7 separate regions of the Homo sapiens genome follow, and regions 1, 2, 3, 4, 5 and 7 are each linked to region 6. A link is a loop called in an ENCODE intact Hi-C map of the cell type or tissue named here. Cell type or tissue: PC-9. All regions are shown on one strand. Region 1 has its middle 12 kb from the start of LINC01260. Region 2 has its middle 18 kb from the start of YWHAB. Region 3 overlaps OSER1-DT (OSER1 divergent transcript). Region 4 overlaps KCNK15-AS1 (KCNK15 and WISP2 antisense RNA 1). Region 5 overlaps JPH2 (junctophilin 2). Region 6 overlaps PKIG (cAMP-dependent protein kinase inhibitor gamma). Region 7 holds the start of KCNK15 (potassium two pore domain channel subfamily K member 15).

What was found. A loop is a pair of places that touch in the nucleus more often than their neighbours do. Peaks named below come from ENCODE experiments on the same cell type or tissue, not always from the same donor. Only the 100,000 strongest peaks of a DNase experiment are listed, where the experiment ranks them.
Region 1: a loop joins it to region 6, with 6 times the contacts of the local background. A loop is called at or near these places in 21 of 110 quality-filtered maps.
Region 2: it touches region 6 in a loop (13-fold over the local background); 3 of 110 quality-filtered maps call a loop at or near these places.
Region 3: it touches region 6 in a loop (14-fold over the local background); 64 of 110 quality-filtered maps call a loop at or near these places.
Region 4: it touches region 6 in a loop (11-fold over the local background); 14 of 110 quality-filtered maps call a loop at or near these places.
Region 5: it touches region 6 in a loop (5-fold over the local background); 4 of 110 quality-filtered maps call a loop at or near these places.
Region 7: it touches region 6 in a loop (5-fold over the local background); 13 of 110 quality-filtered maps call a loop at or near these places.

The regions. Positions count from the first base shown.
Region 1 is chr20:44,681,530-44,685,529 of GRCh38, reverse strand. No RefSeq gene overlaps it. Among named protein-coding and RNA genes, the nearest start is that of LINC01260, 12 kb to the right of the region's middle. RefSeq lists silencers at 163-282, 1,884-1,943. In PC-9, CTCF peaks have their summits at 192 (motif pointing left) and 1,808 (motif pointing right); DNase peaks (open chromatin) are centred at 149, 519 and 1,789; H3K4me3 peaks cover 558 bases; H3K27ac peaks cover 707 bases.
Region 2 is chr20:44,865,851-44,869,850 of GRCh38, reverse strand. No RefSeq gene overlaps it. Among named protein-coding and RNA genes, the nearest start is that of YWHAB, 18 kb to the left of the region's middle. In PC-9, CTCF peaks have their summits at 1,899 and 2,101 (motif pointing right); no DNase peak of the experiment used is centred here; H3K27me3 peaks cover 1,715 bases.
Region 3 is chr20:44,215,143-44,219,142 of GRCh38, reverse strand. The region is part of intron 2 of OSER1-DT (OSER1 divergent transcript); the gene reads right to left. Among named protein-coding and RNA genes, the nearest start is that of OSER1-DT, 6.2 kb to the right of the region's middle. RefSeq lists a silencer at 3,833-3,922. In PC-9, CTCF peaks have their summits at 1,595 (motif pointing left) and 3,896 (motif pointing left); DNase peaks (open chromatin) are centred at 1,597 and 3,920.
Region 4 is chr20:44,731,301-44,735,300 of GRCh38, reverse strand. The region is part of intron 3 of KCNK15-AS1 (KCNK15 and WISP2 antisense RNA 1); the gene reads left to right. Among named protein-coding and RNA genes, the nearest start is that of KCNK15, 13 kb to the left of the region's middle. In PC-9, CTCF peaks have their summits at 55, 256, 1,542 and 1,741 (motif pointing right); DNase peaks (open chromatin) are centred at 150 and 1,760.
Region 5 is chr20:44,114,636-44,118,635 of GRCh38, reverse strand. It overlaps JPH2 (junctophilin 2), which reads left to right. Exons shown (of 6, transcript NM_020433.5): 3 at 13-131; 4 at 2,250-2,971; 5 at 3,760-3,854. The coding sequence ends at 3,840. Among named protein-coding and RNA genes, the nearest start is that of JPH2, 71 kb to the left of the region's middle. RefSeq lists an enhancer at 1,693-1,987. In PC-9, a CTCF peak has its summit at 1,812 (motif pointing left); a DNase peak (open chromatin) is centred at 1,765.
Region 6 is chr20:44,608,374-44,612,373 of GRCh38, reverse strand. All of the region lies in intron 2 of PKIG (cAMP-dependent protein kinase inhibitor gamma), which reads right to left. Among named protein-coding and RNA genes, the nearest start is that of PKIG, 28 kb to the right of the region's middle. RefSeq lists enhancers at 1,680-1,739, 1,770-1,869, 1,920-1,989, 2,747-3,321. In PC-9, CTCF peaks have their summits at 2,004 and 2,208 (motif pointing right); a DNase peak (open chromatin) is centred at 2,283; H3K27ac peaks cover 381 bases.
Region 7 is chr20:44,745,488-44,749,487 of GRCh38, reverse strand. KCNK15 (potassium two pore domain channel subfamily K member 15) reads right to left here and starts at 3,623. Exons shown (of 2, transcript NM_022358.4): 1 at 3,295-3,623. The coding sequence starts at 3,577. KCNK15-AS1 (KCNK15 and WISP2 antisense RNA 1) reads left to right here and starts at 3,261. Exons shown (of 5, transcript NR_132377.1): 1 at 3,261-3,523. In PC-9, CTCF peaks have their summits at 1,572 and 1,778 (motif pointing left); DNase peaks (open chromatin) are centred at 1,867 and 2,197; H3K4me3 peaks cover 1,011 bases; H3K27ac peaks cover 1,275 bases.

The sequences.
Region 1 (4,000 bases), 73 kb before region 6:
CTATTTTATACTTCTCTCACCCCTCTCCCCGTTCTCCAGGCCCCACCAGAGTTGGGACTAAATGAGGGCTCAAAGCCAGATATTTCAGAATCGTGCTGTTGTCTTGCTGGCAAATTCTGTCTGAGTTCTGGGAAGCAGGGCTTATCCTTGAGGGCACACCGCCCCCTGCTGGCCAAGATGGGTTTTTCCTCCCCAGCTTAGACCAGGAGAGGAGGCAGGACGGCTGGCGACTGAGGGGGGCTGCCTCTGGAGTCTGGGTTTGATCTCACGTATACCATTGACTCCTATGTGACCTCAGGTAAGCAACTTCACCTCTCTGGGCTTTCTACTTCCTCACCTATAAAATCGAAATAATAGCCATTCTTCTCACTCTCGGCGTTGTTGGAGGAATAATCCGGTGATCGGGCTTGAAGGTGCTTCACAGAGTGTGGCAAAAAACAAGTGCTAACTAAACAGTGGCTGGGATTCTTGACATTCAGAAAGACCCAGTGGAGAGAGAGAAAGGATGACGGGAGCTTAGCAAAAGAAGCAGCTGGTGCAGCTGGAATTTCATAGGTCCACTTCTGCCTAGCCAACTTCTAAACCTGTTTTCTCTTGGCTCCCTTACTTTCCAGCCAGAGGCTCAGTCATACTGCAATGCTGAGAACTCCCTGCCTAAGCCAGACAGGGCCTTGACCTTTCCCCCACGTTGGGCTGGGCACACTAGAGTGCTGAGCAAATCCACACTCAGCACCTCCCCTCCCCCCCCCACACACACACATACACAAAGCCACACATGCAAAGCATTTGGATATCTTCTTCCAGGGAGCTTATAGACACCCCAGCAGAGGCTTCTGTGATCACACTGGCTGAGCACCAGCTCTCTGTGTGGTGCTGGATGAGGGGAGTTTTATCTGAGCCACTCTGGCCCCCCGCTGTAGGGCCCTGTCCTCTTATTTGACATTCAACTCTTGCCTAATTGACAATTACACTCATATCCTTCCTCTGCTCTGCAACCTTCCATGGCTCCCCAGTGCCTACCACCTAAGGCCAGATTCCTCACCCTGGCATTCAAGGCCACTCATGGCCTTGGATGGTCTGTGTGTGGAGGGGCCCACTAGGCTACATGAGGAACGCTCTCTCAAATCCTGCCCTTCCTTCAAGATTGAACTAAATGCCACTTCCTTCCTTCCTTCATTTCTCTACCCATTCATTCAACATGATTTATTAAACACAAAATGGATTTATTAGCACATATTTATTACCTACTATGTGAAGACATTATTCTAGGCAGTGGAGAGAGATAGTGGTCTCAGCCAATTGCAACTGAAATGTGTTAGTTTTGCAAATGTGAAACATATGCCCATGCGAATGCGTTGGAAAGTTCCTCCATGGCCCTGGGAGAGGACATGCAAGTCAGGAGCCCTGATGCGTCACCAGCCTCACAGTAAATTCACCTCTGTGCCCAAGAATGCAGGGCTGTCTCCTGGTCCAGGATCATGGTCTCTTCCTCCTCTGATCTCCAAGGACTTGCACTCTCGGCTCTGCCACTGACCAGCTTTGTGACTTTGGGAAGTCATTTTTCTAAGTCTCAGATTATGTATGTAAATGGGTATATAGGAAGTGATTCCTACCTTGAGAGAGGAATTAAATGTTAATTAAATTGCTTAAAGGGGTTAGGTTACATTAGATTAGGTGTAAAAACGTCTGCACGTGGTAAGTGCTCATTGAGCGGCAGCCATTATTATTACTATTAGCCGCAGCTGACTTGGGCAACACCTGCTACCTGCTTCCAGATGGATCCAGAGGTTTGCTTTCTTTGCCCACTGGAGGGCAGCAGAAAGCAGAAACCTGCCTTCCAGAGCTTTGCACCCCGGCTAACACCTAACACTGGCCTCTCAAGAGGCAGGAGGAAGGGTAAGGGGTTTCTGGGCTCAAAAGTGAGGCTGGCCAGTGAATTTTCTGTGTCTCTAGGACTGGATGCTAGTGGCTGGGGTAGGTTCCCTAAACAGCTCCAATCAATGCAAAGGCAGCCAAGTCATCCAGCCCACAGCCCCAGTGTCCGTCCCTGGATGCATCCCACAGTCCTGGACAGGATGGGCAGGAGTTCTGGCCTCTGGAGCTGCTCTTCGCATTTCTGTCTGTGTGACCTTGGGCAAGTGCCTTGACCTCTCTGTGCCTCCATTTCTTTTTCCGTAAAATGGAAATATTGCTGTTTCCCCCAAAAGGAAAAGCTTCCATATATGCAGAGGGATGGCCATGCTTGCGTTGCTTTGCATCAGGTAAATCTGTTACATTGTAATTAGCTTTTTTCTTCTGATCACAAATGCAATGCATTAATTGGTTTGAATATTTTGAGTGCCCTACAGCAGGTCAACCCCTGCATGAGCTGATGAAATTGGCAAAAATGAAGCTAGTCATTGTGTTGGGGTGGTGGGATTCTGGATGACAGAGTTCCCCCCTCAGCAACCGCCACCCCATTCTCCCAACTTTCTATGTTATTGCATCGCCTTTACAATGGTAGAAAAGAGAGACCAGGAGGAACGTAACTGAGCACTTACTATGTGTGAGATGTTTCCATTTATCCTTTCCCTAATTCTGCAGGCTCTACACGGCAAGCCCATGTCTGTGTTGCTTGCTGCTGTTTTCCCAGTGCCCAGCACCGTACCTGGCATGTCGTTGGTCCTCAAAACATACTTGTTTAGCAGTCAAAGAAATGATTTGTGCAAAGTTTACAAATGAGGAAATTGAGGTTCAAAGAGGTTATGTGACTTGTTCAATATCACCTAGCTAGTGGGACGCAGGACCAGGATCATTGGACTTCAGGTCCTGAGGAAGGTCTTTCTACTCATGCCTGTCCCTCTGCCTCCTCACATTCCGACACCCTCTTTGTAAAGCTGTCTTATTTTACAGGCATCTGATCAGGCGGCCTGCAAGAAGAGTGCGCCCCCTTAGCCAGTATGGCCACGCTTCCTCCCTTAGGGGCTGCTGGGTGTGCCCCTCATCTTCTCAACCCCCTGGGGACCCCTGGAGGATCTGGAGCACACCCTCCAGCTGGGGGATTTGCCCAGCAGGTGAGGCCCCTTAGTCGCTGTAGCCCATTTGGAAGTTTGGCAGGTGGATTTCTAGTGCAAGGCCACCTCTGCCCTCTGAGCTCAGAGCCACCTATTTCTGCCCCACCCAGTCCTGCACACAGCTGGTAGCAGGTGCAGGGAGGAGGCAAAAGCCAGACTTTGCCCCTTTATCTTGCACCCCTTTTCCCATTCTCAGGCAGATGTGTGTCCAAAAGTGTTTGACCTGTGCTGTGTGCATATGGGAATATGCACATATATACATGCGTGTCCCCATGCACATACCTGTGGACATGGGCAGCCCTGTGTGTGAGCACACATGTGTGTCTGAGTGTGGCTTGTGCGATCCTCCATGTGCCCATGGGTGCAGACGTGAATCCGAGTGTGAACGTGAGCTTATATGTAGCTCTGCATGTGTGTGGGTAATGCTGAAGGATAGACCACCAAGCAGAAGGGCATCTCCTTGCCCCGCCTCAGTTTCCTCATCTGTAAAATGGGGACAACAATGGCACCTAACAGGTGGAACCGGCAAGGCACACAGTAAGTGTCATGATAGTAGCCCTTTTTATTAAGCTTCTCGGGGATGTGTGCGGATTCCACAAAATAAGAACGCAGAAAGGGACTGGCTCAAGAAATGTTTCTCCCATCATTCTTTCATCCTTAGGTCCAGAAGTATTTCTTCTGTTCTCTTGGTTTTATCACTGCAAAGGTAATATAACAACAGTGGAGGAAGTTTGAGAAGAAAACATGGGGAAGGGGAGATACCTGTCCCCCAAAACCCCACCACTCCCGACACAAGAAGGAATTTCATTTTTGCTTGTTCTTTTCCTGACTTTGTCCATGAGCCAGCATGGAGCTTGGCACACAGCGCCGAGCTCGAAAAAAATATTTGGATGTTTTAACAAATATATATTAGCTAAAATGACTACACTGAGTATTTTTCCATCCTG
Region 2 (4,000 bases), 260 kb before region 6:
GACAGGGTTTTACCATGTTGCTCAGGCTGGTCTCGAACTCCCCAGCTCAAGCAATCCATCTGCCTCAGCCTCCCAGAGTGCTGGGATTACAGGCGTGAGCCACTGCGCCCAGCCTAAAAATTTATATCTTAATTGCATGTTTGTGATGGGTTGAATTCAGCTGTATCTCTGGACACAGCTGGAAGAAGCAGCTGGAACATGCTGATCTCATGGAATAAGGAAAAGAGAGAATGGGGGAGCCTCTTAAAGCTTCTGCTTGGATGTCTCACATGTCACTTCCACTCAAATTCCCTTGGCCAAAGCAAATCATATGGCTATGCCTGACTTACGTGGGGTGGGGATGTAGAATCCTTCCATAGGGCAAGTCGGTAAAATTCCATCCTTTTATAGTGTATGTAAAACTCTAGAAATAGATATAATTTTTATATAGTTTATTAGGGTACTGAATCTTATTTCTTCATGCAAAAATATGTCTTAGAGGTCTTTCCATATTATACAAATAGATCCATCTCTTTTTAATTTAATTTTTTAATTTTTTTAACCCCAGGGCAGAAGGCACCATCTCCTTTTTATTTTATTTTTATTTTTATTTTTCAGATGGAATCTCACTCTATCGCCCAGGCTGGAGTGTAGTGGCATGATCTCGGCTCACTGCAACCTCCGACTCCTGGGTTCAAGTGATTCTCCTGCCTCAGCCTCCCAAGTAGCTGGGATTACAGGCGCCCACCACCACGCCTGGCTTTTTTTTTTTTGTATTTTTAGTAGACATGGGGTTTCATCATGTTGGCCAGGCTGGTTTCAAACACCTGACCTCAAGTGATCCCCCAGCCTTGGACTCCCAAAGGGTTAGGATTACAGGCGTGAGCCACTGTGCCTGGCCAATTCTTCCATTTCTTATTTGAGAATGTCAAAGAATGCATCTCCAATCAGCCAGTGGAATATTGCATTTTATTTATTTGTTAATGGCTTGCAACCCATAAAATAATCCATACATTATATCAACATGAATGACCCAAATGTATTGGTTATTGCAGCTGGATGGCATGCATAGCCTAGGTCACAGGTGGATGGAAGACAGACAAAACCATTTTTACTCTCTGAATTCCTCCTCCACTACCCCATCACTGATGTTGTCTCCCTCCCAGCCATCTCCCTTATTTGAGGAGCAATGCATGGGGAATAGGTAGTGGGCGCTGCAGTGCATACTGTGGTGTGCCACCCAGACCCCCATCCCCAGGATGGGGCATTTATTCCCCCAGCTGCTGGGAGCATTGGCTGCTGGCAGCTCTCAGCTGAGTCCCTATGACTGTTCGAGGTGGACATTCCAAGGTCCTGTCCTCTTGCCATCCCAGCTCTATATTCCCCATGGCATTAGCCAAGGCCTCTGCTGAGGTTGCACTGCAGTTTGACTTTTCCTTTCCACAGATGTAATCCCGACAGCACTCTGCAATAGACTTCCTGACTTCAAATCTCCATATTGGAGTCTGATTCCTCGGGACCTGACTCACAACAGCCCACCACAGGCTCTGAAGTCAGACAGAACTGGGTTTCAGTCTTATCCCAAACACCAACTAGATATGTAATCCTAGAGATGATAAGTCCACTATACACCTTGTATGCCTCGGGTTTTTAATATCAACTGAATGTTGATAGTTTCTTGGAAACTGCAACTTTAAGTGAAATGATGTATGATGAAACCATTTTTTCCCTCATAATCATAATGGAAGGACATTACTTGAGGACGTGCTGCACATCATTTTGCTTAAAGTCGCAGTTTCCAAGAACCCATCGAAGAAGTTAAGTGAGGACTTACTATATACACTTCTTGCAGTTACTGTGAGGATGAAATAACACATGTAAAACACTGAGCACAGTATCTGGTACGTACTAGGTGCTCAAAACAAGTGCTAGCATGTTAGTAGTACTATTACATTAAAATGATAATCTTGGTAGAGTAATTAGATGATCCAGGACAGAGGAGATGGAGAGATTTTGCTAAAATTCATTCTCTCTTTTCCCCTCCTTGCCTGCATTTCCAGTGCCCTCACGCCCCGCTGAAACAGAAATAGACCTGTTGTGCTAACTTATTTCCGGAAGATGGCGCCAGCAGATAACGCTGCGGACGAGTCCCTTTGGTTTTCTTTTTCTTTTTCTTTTTCTTTTTCTTTTTTTTTGAGATGGAGTCTCGCTCTGTCGCCCAGGCTGGAGTGCAATGGCACGATCTCGGCTCACTGCAACCTCCGTCTCCCAGGTTTGAGGGATTCTCCTGCCTCAGCCCCCCAAGTAGCTGGGATTACAGTCATGTGCCACCACGCCTGGCTCATTTTTGTATTTTTAATAGGGGGGGGGTTCACCATGTTGGCCAGGCTGGTCTTGAACTCCTGGCCTCAAGTGATCCGCCTACCTCGGCCTCCCAAAGTGCTGGGATTACAGGTGTGAGCCACTACGCCTGGCCAGGAACAATTTTCACTATTCACAGATTACATATCAATTTCACATGTGTTATCTCATTTGATTCTCCTTCACCAACCATTTACCAAATGCTGATTATTCCATCTTTACTGTTTTATCCCTTCGCCAACAAATGCTTACTGAGCACTTACTCTAGCCAAAGAGCATCTTTAAATGCCTTCTCAAGCGCAATGACTAAGAAACAAAAAAGGAAATAGAATTCTAAGCCTCTGCTGGAGAGCTGGACTTTCCAGAGATGAATAAGACAAGTTCCAGCCACTGATTTCTTTCTGGTTCTGGGTTGATGTCAACTTGTGCTCTGGAAGGAGGCTGCTTTCATAAAGCAGAAGAAGCTTAATTCAAGTGAAACTGAGTCAGAAAGAAAGCAATTCCTTTGCAGGAGCAGCTAGGGTGCATCTCAGAGACTGTCTGCAGTACTTCCCAAGGGCTATTGATCTGAGAGCAGAGCATTCGGTCCTTGGACTGGTGAAAATTGCTGAGCAGGCAAAAGAAGAATAAAACCCGTAAAGGGAATGGAGAAAAGATGTTGAAGGGCTTCCGGGTAGGGAAGGTTAGCTGGACTGCATTCAGGAGCTCCAGACAGAAGTGACTCTGCAGTTCCTTGAGCTTCGCAGGCAGGCCTGCAAGCAAACCTGGAAACCACGAGACCAGGGCCTGGCGATCCATTTCTTTGGTGGGGACAGAGGTGCTCACCCTCAGCCTTCTCACGCTCACTCCAGAACTGTGACGGGGTGAGCTCACGTGACAATCACCTCAGCAGTGCAATTTTAGGGGTGTCAAGAAGGGCTCCTTCTATGGCTGAAATCTCTTTCAACAGTTACTGTCTGGTGCCCCAAATGCCACCACTGGTGTCCTTTATTTCTTTTCTTTTCTTTTCTTTTCTTTTCTTTTCTTTTTTTTTTTTTTTTTGAGGCAGGGTCCCACTCTGTCATCTAGACTGGAGTGCAGTGGCGCGATCTGGGCTCACTGCAACCTCTGCCTCCTGGGTTCAATCAATTCTCCAGCATCAGCCTCCTGAGCAGCTGGGACCACAGGTGCATGCCACCGTGCCAGGCTAAGTTTTATATATTTTTGTAGAGATGAGACTTCACCATGTTGGCCAGACTGGTCTCGAACTCCTGACCTCAAATGATCCTCCCGTCTCGGCCTCCCAAAGTGCTGAGATTACAGGCACGAGCCACTGCGCACAGCCCATTAGTGTCCTTTAATATGAATATTGCAAGAGTTAAAAACAGGACTTCTATAAAGAAATGTATAATTATATTGGCTTGGAGAAAATTCTGCAAGTGTACACATCAGTTGTTAACAGGGGTTATCGTGAGCCAGAAAGTGTGGAGTAAGTAAGGGAGATTAATGGAGGTCAGAAAAGGAAGAAGAAAAGGATAGATAAGAAAAAAAAATCACACTTAAAAAGGGTGCTCTTGATTAAAAGAATGTGTATTATTTGTTATGATTTATGAAAAAGGTTACTTCTATTGCCCATACGCGTTAAGACAGGCATGAAAGATGCCCAGTAAAATATTAACAG
Region 3 (4,000 bases), 390 kb after region 6:
AGGCAAAGATAAGGGATGGAGAGCAAGATTTCATATCTATTGGTTTCTGAAAACACAGATATACTTTTCTGGTGAAAACTTCTCTTCTCCCCCTCAGGCAGAGTTAGATGCTCATGAATACATAAGCTGAAAATGAAATACTTTGAAAAATGATAGCTAGCTGAGTGTCAACACTTGAGGGGCAAGATTGGTTTTGAGCATATGGAGGGTAAAGAAAGAATTCTTGAGAGTTAGGCTGAGCCAGGAAACTGCAATACACTTTCCTGAACTGTGTTCAAATGTGGAGTAAGCTGAAGACTCTCACCAAGACACAGCTCAGTTCAAACTGAAAAACCAAACCCACCTATTCTTTAATTGGGCAGATATAATAATTTATGAATTCCTAAAGGCTTAGCTCAGCAGCTTTAGAGCAGGAACTCTAAACTTTGTTTTGTTTTGCACAGGTTATACACTGACATGATTCAAAAATCAGAACACAAGGTATACACTCAGAAGCCCGGCCCCTCCTGCTGGCCCCCAACCACTTCCTGAAACACTTCTTAGTTACTTGTCTAGCTTATCAGTTTTTCTTTATGAAGATAGAAGCAATACAAACATATATTCTTAGCTGTACGTCGTGCTTTTTTTCACCTATATCTTAGAGATCTTTCCTCAGCGCACACACAGCTTCCTCAAACTTTTTCCCAGTTATATAGTATTTTGCTTTGTGGATGCACCAGTCCTGTACATACACTTCAGTTGTTTCTGATCTTTTGCTATTGCAGCCAATGTTGCAATGGATCATCTTTTACATAAATTATTACATATAGGTACAAATGTCATCTACAGGGTAGACTCTTAGACTTGTAATTTTGGTAGATATTGCCCAAATCAACAGGGCTGTCAATTTCACAATCCCACTGGTAATGTATTAAAAGTCCTGCTATTTATTCTCCCGACTCCCCCACCTCCAGCCCCATCCACAGGGCATGCTGTCAAGCTTTGGGATTTCTGCCAATCTGACAGGTTAAAAATGGTATCTCCGCATACTTTTTATAAGCACTTCTCTTTGAAGATTGAGATTGAGCATTTTTTCATAAGTTTAAGTGCTATTTGTATTTCTTTTGCTGTGAACCGTCTGCTCATGTCCTTTGCTCACTTTCTCTATTCGGCTGCTGCAGGAGAAGTCCTTAACCAGTGGTCTGTGGCTTTCTCGGAGGAAGGGAGGGAGGGCTGTCTTGTGACTCAGATAAGGTTAAGAATTGTAGGGAAAAAAACCGCTCACCCTAACCTGATACCTATTTTGTGGTATACATAGAGATGTTTAAGTTTTAAAAACTTTTAACTGAAGTTTAGTTATACGCACAGAAAAATGTACATATACCACATTATAGCACACACTCCTATAACCAACATCGGGTCAAAGAACAATATTACCAGCACCCCAAAAGCCCCTCTCAACACTCCCTTCCAATCCTTACCACATGGAGATTCTTTCTTCTGCAGCTTTATTTCTTGATTCTATTCTAAAGGCAAGTGATCCACAAATCCCGGGTCTTCCACAGTTTTGAAGCCACAGTGAAGGGCTTCACCAACGGTAAGGAAAGAGGCCCTGCAGTCCTAGGGCTCCCTCTGCTGGTGATCAGCAGCTACCAGGAAAAGCTGCCCCTCCCCTCCTGGAGCTCTGAGGATTGACTGGAGTCTTGGAAATCAAATTGGTGCAGGCTTAATGGGAATCGGCACACAGGCGCATGGCTGAGGCATCAGAGTCCTCCTTTACCTCCTTTACTCTCCATCCTGTTAACATTTCGGGAAAGCAACTATCAAAACAATAGACCACAGTAGCTTGGGGGCTATGAAGAGAATGACAAGAAAGAGCGGCGAATTCCCGCTTCCCAACCCTTGCCTATTCCCCATCCACAAAAACAGGAGGCTGTTGTGAAAGGTCCTGCTGCTTGAATCAACTGTCAAAGGCATCAACAGTCCCCAGTCATGTTTCCAGAAAGCCAGTAGACAACTGGAATTATTTGCTGAGATGACTGACTGACTGATGGACTCACTGGCTCCTGTGGTAGGTACAGCTCCTATTCTGGTGGACTGCATGCGAAGTCCCATGGGACAACGGGGTCGGGCCATTTAACACACACAGGGGAGCAGGAGTTGAGGGAGGGAAAGTCAACATAATAGGTTTTTCTTGCCCTCCAGAAATTTAGAATCTAGCAGGAGATACAAGAAATGTACGGGTAAAGGGCTGAAAATAAGTTCAGGAGGGACCTGAAGAAGCTCCAGGTGAAATGTTACTGTGGTCGTAGAGACAGGGAGGGGACCTGAGCTGACGAAGTGGACGGGTGGTAGACAGAGGAGCTGGAGGCTCTTCAGTTGTAGGGAGGGGCAAAAAACAGATGCCCAGAGAAGCCAACAGGCCCCCAGTGGACTCTCATGGTAGAAGAAAGTGGGGAGGATCACCACCATTGAGGCAGGTCCTTAGGGCTGTGGCTCCAGGAACTCCATTTTGTCAGGGTACCCAGAGCCAAACAAATTCTGCGGGATGGACTATCTGTTGACTGAAGATCTATAAGCCAGGTGCAGTGTATTCATTTGCAGAAAGGACTATGTCCTTCCCACAACTGGAATGCTTGTGTTTGCCTTCCAGGGCTCCCTTGTTTCTTTCCTCTGATTATCTCCCACCCTCTCCTTAAGGGTCCTGACCTTTCCTGTGGCTTCAATGGCCACCTGTATGCAGACTCCACAGTCTTTATTTCCAGTCCCCACCTCCCATGTGAGCTTCAGAACCATATATCTGCATGCCTGCTAGACACCTCCACGCGGCTGCCCCACGGATCTCTCAGGTTCACTCTGTCCAAACTGAACTAATTTAGAGATATATCAGCACAGAGAGGCAGTGACAGCACAGACTCTACCAAGCTGCCTAGGTTCAAATTCTAGCTCTGCCACTTGTTAGCTGTGTGACCTTGGTGAGTTACTTAACTTCTCTTTGCTTCAGTTTCCTCATCTGGAAGATGAGTGTGATAATGGTAATCTCATAGAATTGTGGTGAGAATTAAAATGAGTCTTCTGATGCATAGGAAGAGCTATGAAAGTATTAGCCCTCATAGGCTGGGCATGGTAGCTCATGCCTGCAGTCCCAGCACTTTGGGAGGCTGAGGCAGGCAGATCACTTGAGGCCAGGAGTCCGAGAGCAGCCTGGCCAACATGGCAAAACGCTGTCTCCACAAACAAACAAACAAACAAAAATTAGCCAGGCATGGTGGCACACGTGGGTGACTAAGGCAGGAGAATCACTTGAATTAGGGAAGCAGAGGTTGCAGTGAGCCAAGATTGCACCACTGCACCCCAGCCTGGGCAACAGAGCAAGACTCTGTCTCAAAAAAAAGAAAAGAAAAGGAAAGAAATAAAAGAAAGTATTAGCTGTTACTATGATTCTCCATTTAAATGTTCTTCCTCTGCTCACTGTCAGCTGGGTTCAACAGAGTTTAATTGAGATGGGCACCAATATCCATTCAGTTGCTCAAACTGGAAAGCAAAGTATCATTGTCAGCTTTCTCTCACTGCCCATCCTGTTCGTAGTCAATCTCTCCCCAAGGCCTGATCTACGCAACTTTCCAATCGGCTCACTTGTTCTCCATACTTAGGGCCACCTGCCCCTTCGATCACCATCATCTCAGGCCTGGATCACCATGCCGGCTCACGCTGAAACCAGTCATCTTTCTAAAATAAATTTGGTCATTTCTTTCCATAGCTCCTACAGTTCTCAGAAGGAGAAACCTCAGGATAAGTCCCTTGCTGCAGCCTTTGGGACCTGATTCCTCCTTTCATCTGCACTTGAAACTTTTATGTTCAAAACCAAACCGTCTCACACTCCCCAAACCTAGTCTTCTTGGATTCCCTTCCTTAGTGAAGGGGGCCACCTACTGGCACGGCTCAGGCCAGACATCTGCTCAGCAGGCTGCCGAGCCCTGCTGGTCTCACCATCCTTCAGCCATGGTTCCCATTCTGGTCT
Region 4 (4,000 bases), 120 kb before region 6:
ATATGACTGTTGACATGAACATTTAAAATAAATTTAGATTTATTCTGGCAACTGCAGTCTGATACTTAAGCAATCTTCCTGACGTGGGGAAAAGACTCAGGGAGACTTTGCATTCCACAGATGCCACATCAGCCATCTGGAGTAGGCAGCGCAGCACCAGTTTCTGCCACCAGGTTCTGATTTAGCCGACTTCTTGATTGCAACCTGTCTTACCACAAGGTCTTTATGATCTGTATCTTGTGCTGACCTCCTATCTCATCCTGTGACTTAGAATCCTGTGACTTAGAGTAGCCATTCTTTATTCCTTTACTTTCTTAATAAACTCACTTTCACTTTATGGACTCACCCTGAGTTATTTCTTGTGCGAGCTCCAAGAACCCTCTCTTGGGGTCTGGATTGAGACCCGATCCAGAACATAAAGATCATCAGCCATCTGGAGTAAGCGGTGATACCACCAGGTTCTCCAACTCTGGGTTTTAGTCAGATGGCCACAGAGCAGGGGTCAAGAGAGGAAGGCAGGGGAGTGGGACTGCAGTGAGATGTCTCAGAGACTGAGAGAGGCAGGGGGGTTAGTGGACCTGGAGGGTGTGTCCTTGAGGTGAGTGGTAGTGAGGGGGTTGAGAGGGTAGAGGGAGTCAAGTCAGTCACCTGTGTCCCACCCCTGCTGGCTTCAGGGCAGGGGAGAAGCTGCTGAAGAGGTTCACGTTAGGTTATTGGCCATCCAACAGAGACTGGATGAAAAGACCTGGCCCAGCGAAGACGTTAAAACCTTTTTCATGAAAGCCAGTGGTGAGGGGGCATTGGGCAGTGGAGGTGTGACCAGAAAGGGGTCCTGATCCAGACCCCAAGAGAGTGTTCTTGGATCTCCTGCAAGAAAGAATTTAAGGCAAGTCCACAAAGAGAAAGCAAGTTTATTAAGAAAGTAAAGGAATAAAGAATGGCTACTCCATAGACAGAAGAGCCCTCAGGGCTGCCGGTTGCCCATTTTTAAGGTTATTTCTTGATGACATGCTAAACAAGAGGTGGATTATTCATGTGTCCCCTTTTTAGACCATAGAGTGTAACTTCCTGACATTGGCATGGCATTTGTAAACTCTCATGGCGCTGGTAGGAGTGTGGCAGTGAGGACTACCAGAGGTCACTCTCGTCGCCATCTTGGTTTTGGTGGGTTTTGGCCAGCTTCTGCAGCCTGTTTTATCAACAAGGTCTTTATGATCTGTATCTTGTGCCGACCTCCCATCTCATCCTGTGACTTAGAATGCCTCATCGTCTGGCAATGCAGCCCAGTAGGACTCAGCCTTATTTTACCCAGCCCCTACTCAAAATGGAGTTGCTCTGGTCTAACGCCTCTGACAAAGGGGCCATAGATAAAGACCAGGCCAGTGTGATGGGGCCACTTGCAACCAAGTTTGTCAGCCAACCTGGAGGTGATGAAGAGGACTTGGCCCCTACTTCTGCCCTTGGGTTCTCCCTGATGTCATAATTCATGTCAGTGGAAGTGAAAAAAGATGAATTCTTGAGAATCAGATGGCTGAGAATGCACCTCAGACCCTAGACCACATTTTAGCCATGGAGAGGCAGGTGGCCTTTTCGTTAGCACCTGACACATGGTGGCCATTGGTTGCCTCCCCTTTCCTAGGCAGAAAGTCGAGGGGTACCTCCCAGGGAGGCTGTTGGAGTTGCCCCTTGAAGACAGCCTCCTCCTGGCAGGTGGCCTCTCGGCTGTTCATGCATGGAAATGCCACAAGGAGGCAGCAGCACATCACTGCTGTCCTCCCCCGAGCTGGAGCTGTGTCTGATTTTAACGAGATGGGAGGTTTGTTAAAATAGATTTCTGGGCCCTACTCCCAGAGCTTCTGTAGGTCTGGGATGGGGCATTTCTAACAAGTCTCCAGGTGATGGCTGCTGCCTCTGGTCAGGTACAATGGATCTATCTGTTAGAAGTCAGGATAGTGATTATCTTGTGGGTAGTGAAGAGAGGGAGACCAAGGTGGATTTTGGAGGTGCAGGCAATGCATGGTCCTGCTGTTGACCCAGGTACTGATTGCATGGGTGTGCTCATTTGTGAAAACTGGACTAACTGAACACTTTTATTTGTATACTTTTTGTTTGTTTGTTTGTTTTGTTTTTTCTGAGACAGGGTCTCACTCTTGTCACCCAGGCTAGAAGCAGTGATGCAATCTCGGCTCACTGCAACCTCCGCCTCCTGGGCTCAAGCCATCCTCCCACCTCAGCCTCCAGTGTAGCTTGGACTACGGGCATGTGCCACCATGCCCGGCTGATTTTTGTATTTTTTGTAGAGGGGGTTTCACTACGTTACCCAGGCTGGTCTCGAACTCCTGAGCTCACGCGATCCACCCGCCTCAGCCTCCCAAAGTACTGGGATTACAGGCATGAGCCACCGTGCCTGGCCTTGTATACTTTTTATACTTCATTAAAAATTCAAGAAAGAAGAAAAAGCCAAGGAAAAGAGAAACAAAATGGAAAGAGAGGAGGAGAGAGGATGAGAGAGAGAGAGACAGAAGAGAGAAACGGTGAGAGAGAGAAACATAGAGAGATAGAAGAAAGAGAGAGGAACAGAGAGAGAGGGAGAGAGGCTGGGCTAGCCGCTGGTTCAGCTGGTTCTGACTTCCCATCCTGGATTGTGAGTGGTGATTCTATTCTTCAAGCCTCAGCTTCTCATCTGTAAAATGCAGATCACAGCAACCACCTCATTTTCAATAAGAGAAGGTATAGAAAGTGTGAAAGGAAAATGAAAACCCCAATTCACTCTGCCAAAAGGAAAAAACTAAGCTGAAAGTTGAGTCATGCAACAAGCTGCCTTTCCTTTGTTCGTAAGCAGAGAGCCACAGATAAAAGGCCAGGTATCTCCACGAGTAGCCACTCTGTGTTCACCTTATCTTATGTAAAGTTACAGAGCGTGAGACGAATACATAATCGAATACATAATTTCCCTACCTGCTCTTTTTCTCTTGCAATATGTGGATTTCCAGACCCTCCTTCTTTCCCCTCCAGCCTGCTTTCCCCTTTAAATACTGAAGCCCTCAAAGTCATCTTTAGAGAAAGGCACAGACCTCTCTACTGGGCGTGTCCTTAACCTTGGAAAAATAAATGTCTAAACTGATTGAGACCTGTCTCAGACACTTTCTGGTTTACAAAAGCATCAAGAACACAGTAGCTGCTCAATAAACAGTGAGACTGTAAGCTGCTCCCCTTAAGTGTGTGGGCTCCCCTGGGCGCCGTCGTTGTTCCTGGATCCCAGAGCAGGGCGTGGGAGGGCCTGGCTGTCTGTGTTTGCTAGATTCATTTTAATTGTAACTAGTTAGGATGGGGAGGACCACGGGTGTCCTGGCAGGCAGGAGGACCTCCTGGGGCCTGTTGATGCCCTTCACTAGGGAAACTTCTTCCTTACGGCTCTCGGCTGGAGGAGGATGGTGTGCCAAGGGCCCCAGGAACAGGCCCTGTGCCAGGTCCTTCAGCCACAGCTGGTAGCGGAGTCCTCTCCAGAAAGCATTCTGCCCCGGGACACTCAGCTTGCCCCGCAGACCCAGGCCAGCACTGAGGAAGTGAGTGCAGAAGCTTCCCATGGAGGAATGGCCAGGCCTGGGCACCTGTGGCCGTGAGAGCTTCAGAGAGGGTAAACCTGGTTTGCCCCTGTGACTTTGCCCCCGACACGTTTCCTCTTCTCCACAAACAAGAGGATTCCCAGTCTTTGCCTTCACAACACTTGCCAAGAATTGCAGGCAGGATGATAATAATAGCTTCAGTTGAAGAACATGGAGGAATTACCTTCCTAATACTCACAATACCCCTGCGGAGTGGATACTCACTATTTTTTTTTTTTTTGGCAGAGTCTTGCTCTGTTGCCCAGACTGGAGTGCAGTGGCATGATCTTGGCTCACTGCAACCTCCACCTCCTGGGTTCAAGTGATTCTCATGCCTCAGCCTTCCAAGTAGCTGGGATTACAGGTGCGTGCCACCACGCCTGGCTAATTTTTGT
Region 5 (4,000 bases), 490 kb after region 6:
TTGTCTCCATAGGACAAGCCACGCCAAGGCCAAAGCTGAGGCAGCGGAACAGGCCGCCCTGGCTGCCAACCAGGAGTCCAACATTGCTCGCACTTTGGCCAGGGAGCTGGCTCCGGACTTCTACCAGCCAGGTAGGGCCAGCCAGGGAAGGATGGGCAGGGTAGGGCTATCCCTAGGGTGGGCGCTTTTCTTTGCTTACTGGAATCTGAGATGCCCAAGTGGTTTCCTGGATGCCCGTGAGTCTCAGAAACTGGGGCATGGTGCAAATGTGGGATGGGATGATGCAGGGGTAGGTGGGGAGACACATCTCTGCCTTCATGCTGAGCTCGAGGGGAGGGCAGCAGAGTCACTCCAAGTGGTCTTTTCTCTCTGCTCTGAGCAGGGAAGACAGTTGGAGCTGGTGAAGCTTAGAGGAGAGAAGTCACTGGTGGATGAGAGGGAAAAATGGCTTCTTGCACTTGCCCAACAGTTTCAGTCAAGCATTGAGCACTGTCCATGTGTCAGGCACTGTACCAGGCTCTGGGGTTACATAAGTGGGTTCCAAAATCTAGGGGAGCAGAGAGTCACAAAAACAACAGAGCTAGGGGTACCATAAACAGACTCTGCATTCATTCAAACCCTGATTCCGCTGCTTCCCAGCTGTGAGACTTTGAGTGAGGTGTTTAACCTCTGTAAACCTCAGTTTCCTGATCTGTAAAATGGTAGTAAGAATGGTGCCTGCTTTTTTGTGCATGGATTAAATGCATGTAAGGTACATTCCCAGTCCTCAGTAAGCTCTCAGTGACTGTGGCTGTTGTTTCATGATTATGGTTCCATTTCACACAGCAGGATGAGCACTGTGCGGTTAGAATGGGAGAGGAGGGAGCTCACAGGAAGCAGTTAGGCAAGAGGAAGTGTTAGAGAAGGCTGCCCTCAGGAGAGGCCATTTGAGCTGAATCTTGCAGGCTGAACAAGAGTCTATCAAGTCAGTGGGTCTCAAATTTGACACAGATTGCTGGGTCCACCCCCAGAGTTTCTGATTCAGTAGGTCTCAGGTGGAGCCCATGAATGAATGTGCATTTCTAAGGATCAGGCGATGTGGATACTGCTAGTCTGAGACCACACTTTGAGAGCTGCTGTACCAGATAGCGCTGGGTGGGATGAGTGGAGGAGGTGCAAAGGCACAGAAACTCGGACAGAGCAGCATGCCAGGAAGCCACATCACAAAGTAGGCTGTGGGTCCTGAGAATCGAGGCTGCAGAGTAAGGAGGACCTCCCGGCCTTGGTAGAGATCTGGCACATGGATAGAGTGGTGGGAACCCCTGAGGGACAGAGATGGGGATTCTCTGCGATGAAGGTTTTGTTTTTTTGTTTTTTTTGAGACGGAGTCTCGCTCTGTCACCAGGCTGGAGTGCAGTGGCGCGATCTCAGCTCACTGCAACTTCCGACTCCCTGGTTCAAGCAATTCTCCTGCCTCGGCCTCCTGAGTAGCTGGGATTACAGGCACGCGCCACCATGCCCAGCTAATTTTTGTATTTTTAGTAGAGACAGCATTTCACTATGTTGGCCAGGATCGTCTCGATCTCCTGACCTTGTGATCCGCGCGCCTCGGCCTCCCAAAGTGCTGGGATTACAGGCGTGAGCCACCGCGCCCAGCCATGAAGGGTTTTTAAGTTAATGACATGATCAGATGTGTGTTTTCTAAACGTGATCCTGGCTGCAGAAAGGAGGCCAAAGGAGGCCTGATGAAAAACCTAGGAGCGAAAACCTATGCCTGGGAGGATCCCTCACTTCTGGTCACAGCGCTCCCCCTGCTGGTCTATGCCGGTGCGGGGCCCTGAGCTCCGCCTTTGACATGCATTTTCTCAATCCTTCCATTCGTATTTATAAAATAGGTATGATCAGGCCCATGTTTCAGATAAGGGAATGGAAAGAGACGCGTGCCAAAGTAAAGGGCATCGCCTCTGGAGCCAGACTGCTGGGTGCTAGTCCTGGCTCTGCCCTTCGACAGCTGTGTGTCTTTGGGCAAGTGATTTAACCTCTCAGAGCCTCCCTTTGAGGTTCACAGTAGCATCAACTTCATAGGGATACTACAGGGATTAGATGAGTTAATATTTGGAAAGTGCTTGGAACAGTGCCTGGCACTTGGTCAGTGCTATGTGAGTGCCGACTGAGCCCATGAATGAGGCTCGAGAGGTGAAGTGGCTGGCCCAGGATCACCCAACAGTGGTGCGGGGTTCGAGCCCAGCCTCCCTGTGTTGCCCTGGCAGGTCCGGAATATCAGAAGCGCCGGCTGCTGCAGGAGATCCTGGAGAACTCGGAGAGCCTGCTGGAGCCCCCCGACCGGGGCGCCGGCGCAGCGGGCCTCCCACAGCCGCCCCGCGAGAGCCCGCAGCTGCACGAGCGTGAGACCCCTCGGCCCGAGGGTGGCTCCCCGTCACCGGCCGGGACGCCCCCGCAGCCCAAGCGGCCCAGGCCCGGGGTGTCCAAGGACGGCCTGCTGAGCCCAGGCGCCTGGAACGGCGAGCCCAGCGGTGAGGGCAGCCGGTCAGTCACTCCGTCCGAGGGCGCGGGCCGCCGCAGCCCCGCGCGTCCAGCCACCGAGCGCATGGCCATCGAGGCTCTGCAGGCACCGCCTGCGCCGTCGCGGGAGCCGGAGGTGGCGCTTTACCAGGGCTACCACAGCTATGCTGTGCGCACCACGCCGCCCGAGCCCCCACCCTTTGAGGACCAGCCCGAGCCCGAGGTCTCCGGGTCCGAGTCCGCGCCCTCGTCCCCGGCCACCGCCCCGCTGCAGGCCCCCACGCTCCGAGGCCCCGAGCCTGCACGCGAGACCCCCGCCAAGCTGGAGCCCAAGCCCATCATCCCCAAAGCCGAGCCCAGGGCCAAGGCCCGCAAGACTGAGGCTCGAGGGCTGACCAAGGCGGGGGCCAAGAAGAAGGCGCGGAAGGAGGCCGCACTGGCGGCAGAGGCGGAGGTGGAGGTGGAAGAGGTGAGGCTGTCGGGCAAGGTGTGCCTAAGGTCGGGTTCCCTAGAGGTAGCAGGGCTTGAGGGAGGATTCAGGGGCAGGGGATTTGGGGGTTGCTGGGGTGCGAGAGACCGAAGCAGGATAGAGCAGGAGGAAATGCTGCAGGGCTGGGGATTAGGGGAGCATAGCCTTGGCTTGGTCCACAGAGGACGTTGGAGCGTAAATGGCCGCATGGAGTCCTCCTACCTTTGCACCTGGTATCCCATTGGCAGAGACAGTTCTCATGAGCAGGGGCAGCTGGGAGCCTGAGCAGCTGGAGGGTGGGTCCATTTGCCCAGTCAGGGGGGTTGGGCTGGGCACCAGCAGCATCTGCTACAAGGTGTAGCAGTGAGGGCTTCATGGAGGTGGAAGAAGGGCCCAACAGGATTTGGGTTATAGACCTCCTGACTTATGGGAGGCAGGGAGCTAGGAACGGCGGCAACAAAGACTGAAGCTGGGCTTTGGGGGACTGAAGAATGCGTCCCAAGGGGAATTAGCAGGATGCCTGGGTTCCAGGCCTGATTCACACACTATATGACTTGGGGCATGATCTTGTCCCTCCCTGGGTCCTGAGGGATTTGGTTATTTCTAAGAGTCCTTCCAGCTGTGATGGTCTGCCATCCAGGTGACAGGATACAGCAGTGAACAAAGCCGGCAATGCTCTTAGGAAGGTCCATCCAGAAGTTCCTGCTCTGTCCAGCCTTGCTGTGACCTGGGTGGGGGGTGTCTCCGAGGCCATGGGGACTCAGGAAGCCTCTCTCCACTGCTCCCAGGTCCCCAACACCATCCTCATCTGCATGGTGATCCTGCTGAACATCGGCCTGGCCATCCTCTTTGTTCACCTCCTGACCTGACCGTCGCTTACCAGGTGCAGCCAGCTGGCTGGAGGAGGGGTTGGGGGGCAGGAGCCCCTGGGGAGTTTTGAGCACCAGGGTGGTGGGAGGAGGGACCTACTCGGTACTTGGATGACAGTCCTGTGACTAATTGAGGCCCACCCACCTGCAGAAGCCAAGA
Region 6 (4,000 bases):
AGTTCTAGACCCACTCAGGCAAATGCCCAATGTTTTCTCTAGTGTGAGGATGTTTACTGCACCTGGTCAGTAATAGCAGCCTATAGGAAACCACCCAAATGTCCACCAGGAGGTTAGGCATCGCGTGAATTATGAAGTAGTCATAAAAAAGAAATGTGCCATACAGCCACTATGGAAAACAGTATGGAGGGTTCCTGAGAAAATTAAAAACAGTACCATATGACCCAACAATCCCACTACTAGGTATATATCCAAAGAACTGACATTGGTATGTCAAGAAGACATCTGACCTCCTATGTTTACTGCAGCACTATTTATAATAGCCAAGATATGGAATCAACCCAAATGTCCAACATGATTGAATGGATACAGAAAATGTATATATACACAAAGGAATACTATTCAGCCATAAAAAAGAATGAAATCTTGTTATTTGGGACAAAACGGATAAACCTGGAGGACATAATGTTAAGTGAAATAAGCCAGACACAGAAACACAAATACTGCATGATTTTACGCATACATGGAATCTTAAAAAAAAAAAAATTTGTTATCGGCTAGGCACAGTGGCTCACACCTGTAATCCCAGTACTTTGGGAGGCCGAGGCGGGTGGATCACTAGGTCAGGAGATCGAGACCATCCTGGCCAACATGGTGAAACCCCCTCTCTACTAAAAAAACAAACAAAAATTAGCCAGGCGTGGTGGCAGGCGCCTGTAGTCCCAGCTACTCAGGAGGCTGAGGCAGGAGAATGGCGTGAACCCAGGAGGCGGAGCTTGCAGTGAGCCAAGATCATGACACTGCACTCTAGCCTAGGTGACAGAGCAAAACTCTGTCAAAAAAAAAAAAAAAAGTTGATATAGAAGGAGAGAATACAACAGTGGTTACCAGAGACTGGGGAGGGGAGAGGAGAGGAAAGGATGGAAAGCTGGTCAACGGGTACATAGTTACAATTAGATAGGAGCAGTAAGTTCCTGTTCTATTGTACAGTATGGTGATGGTTAACAATAAGGCATTCTAGGCCGGGTGCGGTGGCTCATGCCTATAATCCCAGCACTTTGGGAGGCCGAGGCGGGTAGTTCACCTGAGGTCAGAAGTTCGAGACTGGGCTGGCCAACATCGTGAAACGTCGCCTCTACTAAAAATACAAAATTAGTCGGGTGTGGTAGCACACGCCTGTAGTCTCAGTTACTCTGGAGGCTGAGACAGGAGAATCTCTTGAACCCATGAGGCGGAGACTGCCGTGAGCTGAGATCACGCCACTGCACTCCACCCTGGGCAAGACAGAGCGAGACTCCGTCTCAAAAAAAAAAAAAAAAAAGGCATTCTATATTACAAAATAACTACAGAAGCTTTTGAATATTCTCATCACAAAGAAATAAATGCATGAGATGATGGATATGCTAACTGCCCTGATCTGATTATTATACAACATATATGTATCAAAACATCAAGTTGCACCCCACAAATATATACAATGACATGTCAGTAAAAAAAAAATAATAAAGAAATGTGCCAGATGGGCCTGTACTGACATAGGACAATGTCTGAGATAAACTGGCAACTGAAAAACAGAGGTTGCAAAACAACACCTAAAATAAAACCCAGTTCCTGTGGGGAAAGATAGCAGACATATGAAAAAAAAATCTGAAAAAACATCTATCAACCCTGTCAACTGTGGTTCTTTGTGATTAAGGGGAACTTTCGTTTTCTAAGTCTATATTTTTTCAATGGTTGAAGTTTTATAAACCCAAATTATTGTGCAATGCTTTTAGAAGGTAGCTGACATTGGCAGAAGTGCCCAGAAGGCACCCAGGGTGGGGTTGAGCCAGTAAGTGCTGCAGGTGTGTGTGTGTGTGTGTGTGTGTGTGTGAGAGAGAGAGAGAGAAGAGAGAGAGAGAGAGAGAGAGAAAGAGAGAGACAGAGAAGAGGATCAGTATGGAGGGCAAGGCCCACATCCCCCCACAACACCTAGCTCAGAAGAAACACCTAAAGAATGAATTAGGGGCCCTCAAAGATCAGACAGGTGAGACAGGGAGGTGTCCTATGGTAGAAAGAGCAAAGAATGAGACACGTGACCTTAAACCCAAGCTCTGCCACCTAACCCTGGGCAAGACCCTGCCTTTCTTGGGGCCTTCATTTCCCCTGTGTAAAATAGAGGAGGGCCAGGACACTGTCCACGGCAATTCCCCCCGGCTACAGCAGATGGCGCACCCTGCCTATCTTCCTAGCAGCCTTGCGCGCTGCCCTAGTCACGCTCTGGCTCCTCCTTGGCTAAAAGAATTCCCGGAAGTTCCAGAGGTGGCTCCTTCTACAGGTCACGGAGGTTCACTCCTGCGCTCTGCCTCTGGGGAAACCGCTCAATGCTTCAGGACAGGAAAATGGCTTATGATAATAACAGTAATAACAGAGGATAAAAATGATGCTGACAATTCCTACGATAAGGAAAGGTACCATGGCCCAGGTGCCTGTGTTTTCATACACATCACGCACTCAGTGGCCACAGCTGCCCTCTGAGGTGAGTGAGGCCGGTTTACAGCCACGGCTCAGAAGGGCCTCAGCCCCACCTGAAACCCGCTGCTCTGGAAAATGACAAACCCCGAGCAGGCCACACTGGCTCCCGGAGCCTCCGAGTCCTCGGCTCTTCCTCAGTTAGACTGTCAGCTCCACGGGAACAGGAATTTGGTCTGGATTTTTCCCATGTCCAGCTGAAACCTAATCCTGGCAGCTGAGCCAACAGGTTCTGGCCGCTGCATTCCCTGATTCTCATCCAGCACCTGGTAAAGAGCAGGCGCTCCATGCACACTCGCTGGATTTCACTCTCGGGCCTCTGAAGGAGAGGGAGTTTGTGTCTATCCCTCTTCTCCCCTGCTGCCCGCCTGTCCTCTGTGGGGAGGAGCCGCAGTTCCTTCTTGGGGCTGTTGAGAAGGGCCTCCGTGCACCGTGGAGTGCTGTGCAGGTGTTCTTGTCCTAGGACCTGACACCATGGGATGGAATTACAGGCTCTATCTGAAAGGCCAGCTTCATGCTGGAATGTCTCCTGGGGCTTTGATCTCACAATGCCATCTGATGTTACAGGCTGCCCAGTGCAGGCCACTGGCCCTCGGGACACAGAGACAGCAAATGCCACACTCAAAGACCAATCCTAGAAAACATCAGCTGGGCCAACATGCTCTGGCTACCATATCCCCTCAGGGAACAGCAATTCCAAAGACGGCTCTGGGGAGCTCTCCAATCGAAAGCAGAAACACATCGTTTTATTTTTCTCCCATATTTATATTCGTCACTCACCCTCTCATCTTTAGAGTCAACAGCAAATGGGGAAATAAAGAATCCTCAGAGTTGGAAATCCTGTCAGAAAATGGTCATTCTCAAACCCTGTTAATGAGACTGTAAACTTCCAAGACCTCCTTGGGCAGTGACTTGACAGTGTGTATCCAGAAACCTCAACTTTTTCCATATCTTTTAGCTACTAAATCAGTTTATAATAATCTATTCTAAGAAAATAATCCAAGATCTACATGAAGATAAAATGTACAAAGATGTTCCTCATAGTATTTTTTTTTTTTTTTTTGAGACAGGGTCTCGCTGTGTCACACAGGCTGGAGTGCAGTGGTACAATCATGGCTCACTGTAGCCTCAACTTCCTGGGCTCAAGCAATCCTGTTGCCTCAGCCTCCTGAGTAGCTGGGACTATTCCATGTCTGGCTCATTTTTTTTCAGGGATGGGAATCTCATTATGTTAACCAAGGTGGTCTCAAACTCGTGGTCTCAAACTCCTGGGCTCAAGTGATCCTCCTGCCTCGGACTTCCAAAGTGTTGGGATTACAGGCCTAAGCCACTGCGCCTGGCCCACAGTATTATTTATAATAGCAGGAAACTAAAGACACCAAAATGAGTTCCTAAATGGATGTGTCACATGTCCTAAACGGACAATGGAGAATTATTAATATATACATACTTAACTAATTTGTATCTAAATGAAATACCATTCAGGCAT
Region 7 (4,000 bases), 140 kb before region 6:
CTCCACATGCCTTTTCTCCTGACTACCTCCCCCTCCACTGCTCAGCCTGCCCGCACTGAACACCTTTTGGTTCTGATTGTCTGGCGTGGCGATTCTTACTGGGTCCCTTCAACTACTATAGGGAATCTAAACACGACTGGGCAATCTTGAGTCCTGGAACACCGCGCCATTGCAGGGGAATGAATGGGTATCTCATTGTGTGTCTTTTCCTGGAAAGAGGAGCAGTTGCTTTCATGGTATTCTCAAAGGAGCCTGTACGCCAGGAAGAGTCAGGAGGCCAAGAAGAATGCGCCTCCTCTAACAGATTGGCCCTACCTGCCAAAAAGTAAAAAATACAAATCCTTTGACCAAGGTAGTTCCACAGTTAGGAAGTTAGCCCTTCAATATACACACATGAGCAAAAATATGTGTGCACTTGGGTCGTCATTGCAGCATTGTCGGTCATAGCGAAAATGAGAAACAATGTAAGTGTCCATCCAAAGGGGCCTGGTTAAATAAATTATAGTGCCATCCAAACCATGGGATACTACAGAGTAGCAGTTCTCAATCGAGGGTGGTTTTGCCTTTGAGGGGACACTTGGCAACATCTGGAGACATTCTGGTTGTCACAAATGGGGGTGAGGAGTGGGGATGGCTGTGTGCTACTGGCATCTAGAGAGTAGAGGCCAGGGACACTGCTAAACATCTTGCAATGCACAGGACAGTCCCCACAGCCCCAAATGTCAGTAGTTCCAATGCTGAGAAACCCTACAAACAAGATGACGCAGCTCTTTAGAGACTGACATAAAAACATCAACATATATTCTATAAGTGAAAAAAGTAAGAGACAAAACTGTGTGTATAACGTCTATACAATGTGTGTGTTTTAAAGGAATATATAGGCAGAGAATATATCCAGAAGGACACACAAGAAACTGGCAACTGTATTTGACCCAGGAAGAGGAATTTATGAGCTGAGAGACAGGGTGGGAGGGAGAATTCCTTTTCATTCCATACCCTTTTGTGCCCTGTGAAGTGTGTACTGTGTGCATATATAACTTATTCAGAATATCAGCACTACATACATTTAAAGGCCTGTGGCTGCACTTCCACATTTCTGTTGCATAGCCCTATCACTTTGCCTCTCTGTTACTTTTGGGAGAAAGGGGGTCTGCTCATCACTAGACTTTGAGCTCTTTGAGGGCGGGGACGATGGTGGTGTAGTCCCCATCACCAAGGTCCTGCACAGAGCCTGACGTAGACCAGAAGCTCAATGAGAGTTTATTGAATCAAACCAAGCTGAAGGGGGTGCTGGTGAGAAACAGAAGAGTCTCTTTAGGAATAAAAGGCTTCCAGCTGTTTGGGACTGTGCCAGGTTTTGGCAGAGAGTGAAATGAATAATGATAATAACTAATAATGACAGTAACTAACCCATGTATGTACTCTGCATGGATTATCAGATTTAACCCTCCCAATGACTATATGACATGTTGTTATTCCCATTTTATAGATAAGAAAACTAGGTTCAGAGGGACAAAACTGCCCAAAGGCCACAGGCCTGAGCTATTAACCAGCACCCTCCACAGGCCTGAGCTATTAACCAGCACCCTCCATGGGCCTGAACTATTAACCAGCACCCTCCACGGGCCTGAGCTATTAACCAGCACCCTCCACAGGCCTGAGCTATTAACCAGCACCCTCCATTGCTTCAGTGCCTCTCTCCCATCCAAGCAAAGCCCAAATTCCTGGGGCCTGGCACCTGGCTCTCTGCAAGGCTGGCTTCAGCGGACTAGACCACAGAGGGTGGTGGTGCCCCCAAGTGGCCAGAAAAGGCAAAATTCCTCCTGTTTCCACTTGAGTCTCTTACATCAGCCTCCCAGACGTACCTCAGAGGTAAAGAACCAGGGTAAGAGGCCAAAACCACATGGCAAGCCTCCAAAGAATGTAGATAAAGGCAGAGAGAACAAGTTGATGGCATCCCAGACCAGTGGGCACGGTAACCAGGAGGGTCTCAGGTGTACCAAGATAGGAAGCAGGGGTGTCCATGTGGACAGGAGGGGGCAAAAGAGCTGAATAAGAGCTGGAGCCACGTTGGCAAATAATGAATTATTACAAATGAATAGTGCCTACTTGGCTTCAGGCACTGTGCCAAGCATGTTACATGCTTGACCTCACTGAAACCTGGCAGTCACCCAGTGAGGTAGGAACAATTGCATTTTGCCTTTGGGGAAACCAGGGCTTGGACAGGTGGAATCAATTGCCAGAGAAGGCAGGTGGCAATAGAGATGAGACCAGAACTCCAGTCTCTGTGATTCCAGAACTCATACTTTTAACTCCACTGCAAAAACCACAGCTCATATTCACTTGCAAGAGCATTATGGGGAAACTTTCTCCAAGGCACTGGCTTTCGGACTGGTGATCCAAGCCCCAGGGGGGGTGCCGGGACGTTCACAGCTGGAGCCTGGGGAGTGGCTGGCACCAAGCCTGGAGCCCTGCAGAGCCCACTTCTCTCCTTCCTGTTCCCCCAGGTTTAGGCTCAGCAGGTACCAGCCAGATGGTAGTCATGGCAACAGCTGGTGGTCCAGATGCTCCAAAGGAACTGCTCTGCATCCCTGAGGGCAGAGTCCAGAGCCTGTGGTTATCAGTCATTCCTTTAACAAGTATTTATTGATCATCTACTGCATGCTAGGCACGGGTCATACAGCAGTCCCTAAGACAGACTGGGTCCCCATTCTCATGGGGTAACAATAACAATTGCAATAATAAAAAAATGATCTTTTCTTTGTAGTGCTCTGTATGTGTCATGTTTTAGCACAGGCCTTGTCTGTGCATAGTCTGTCTCCTGAATAATAACTCTCACCACAGCCCTGAGATAAGGCCGATTAGCGACACTATTTTACAGAAGAGAAAACTCTGGCTCAGAGAGGTTGAGCAACTCGTCTAAGGTCACACAGCAAGTGTGAGGCAACCAGGCAAGGAAAAGCAAATCCAGCCACTTGGTCTCCCAGCCCCGCTTCACCTATCTCCAAGCCCCTTGGACGTTTTCTGAGCACTCCTGGGTCAGCCTTTTGGCAAACTCGATTTACTGATTCCTCCCGTCCCTGCCTGCGTGGGCTGACAGCTCCATTCAGCAGAGGGGGGCAAAGGAGACCAGGGAGACGAGGGAGGCGAAGGAGATGAGGGAGGCTCGGTGAGCCGAAATGACCCGTCCAAAGTAGCTCAGCTGGGCGGGGGCAGAGGTGGGACCGAAACCCAGAGGCGCCCCGGGACGGCTGGGGCTGGAGCGGGCGCGGAGGGAGGCTCCGGGCGGCTCACCGATGGTAGTGATGACGGTGATGGCGAAGTAGAAGGAGCCGGGGAACTTCCACTGGCGGCCGGCGCGGTGGGGCTCAGCCTGGAGCGCCAGGCGCTCCAGCTCGCGGTAGTCCTCGGCCGAGAAGCCGAACTTCCTCCGGAGAGCGCCCCGCTTCTGGACCAGCAGTCGCTGGCGGCCGCTTTCCGCCTCGGACTCGAGCGCGTCGAAGACAGCAGCGCCCACCAGCAGGTAACACAGGGTGCACAGGACCAGCCCGGCCGCGCGCACGCTCGGCCTCCGCATGGCGCCCCGGCCCCGGTACCCGCCGCGGTCCCAACCTGCTCCGTGTGCCCGGACCGCGCGCTCCGCCCCCTCCAACCCCGGCCCCACGCGGCAGGGTTGTGACGGGCGAGGCGGGGCGACTGCCGGGAACCTGGAGGCTGGGATCGCCACGGGTGGGGGCCGGAAGAACCGCTCCCCTGTCCGCCTCCCACTCGCCTGCCCGGGGTTCATGTGTCTGTGAATAGTGAGATCTGAAGCAAAGGCCCAAACCCCGGGCCTGCAGAAGTCCTGTTCCCGCCACTAACTCATGTTGTGACCTCGTGCCAGTCTTCCGTCCTTCCTTCCGTCCTTCCTTCCTTCCTTTTTCCCTCCCTCCCCTCCCCCCTCCCCTCCCTTCCTCCCTCCCTCCCTCCTTTCCTTCCTTCCTTCCTTTCACTCCTTTCC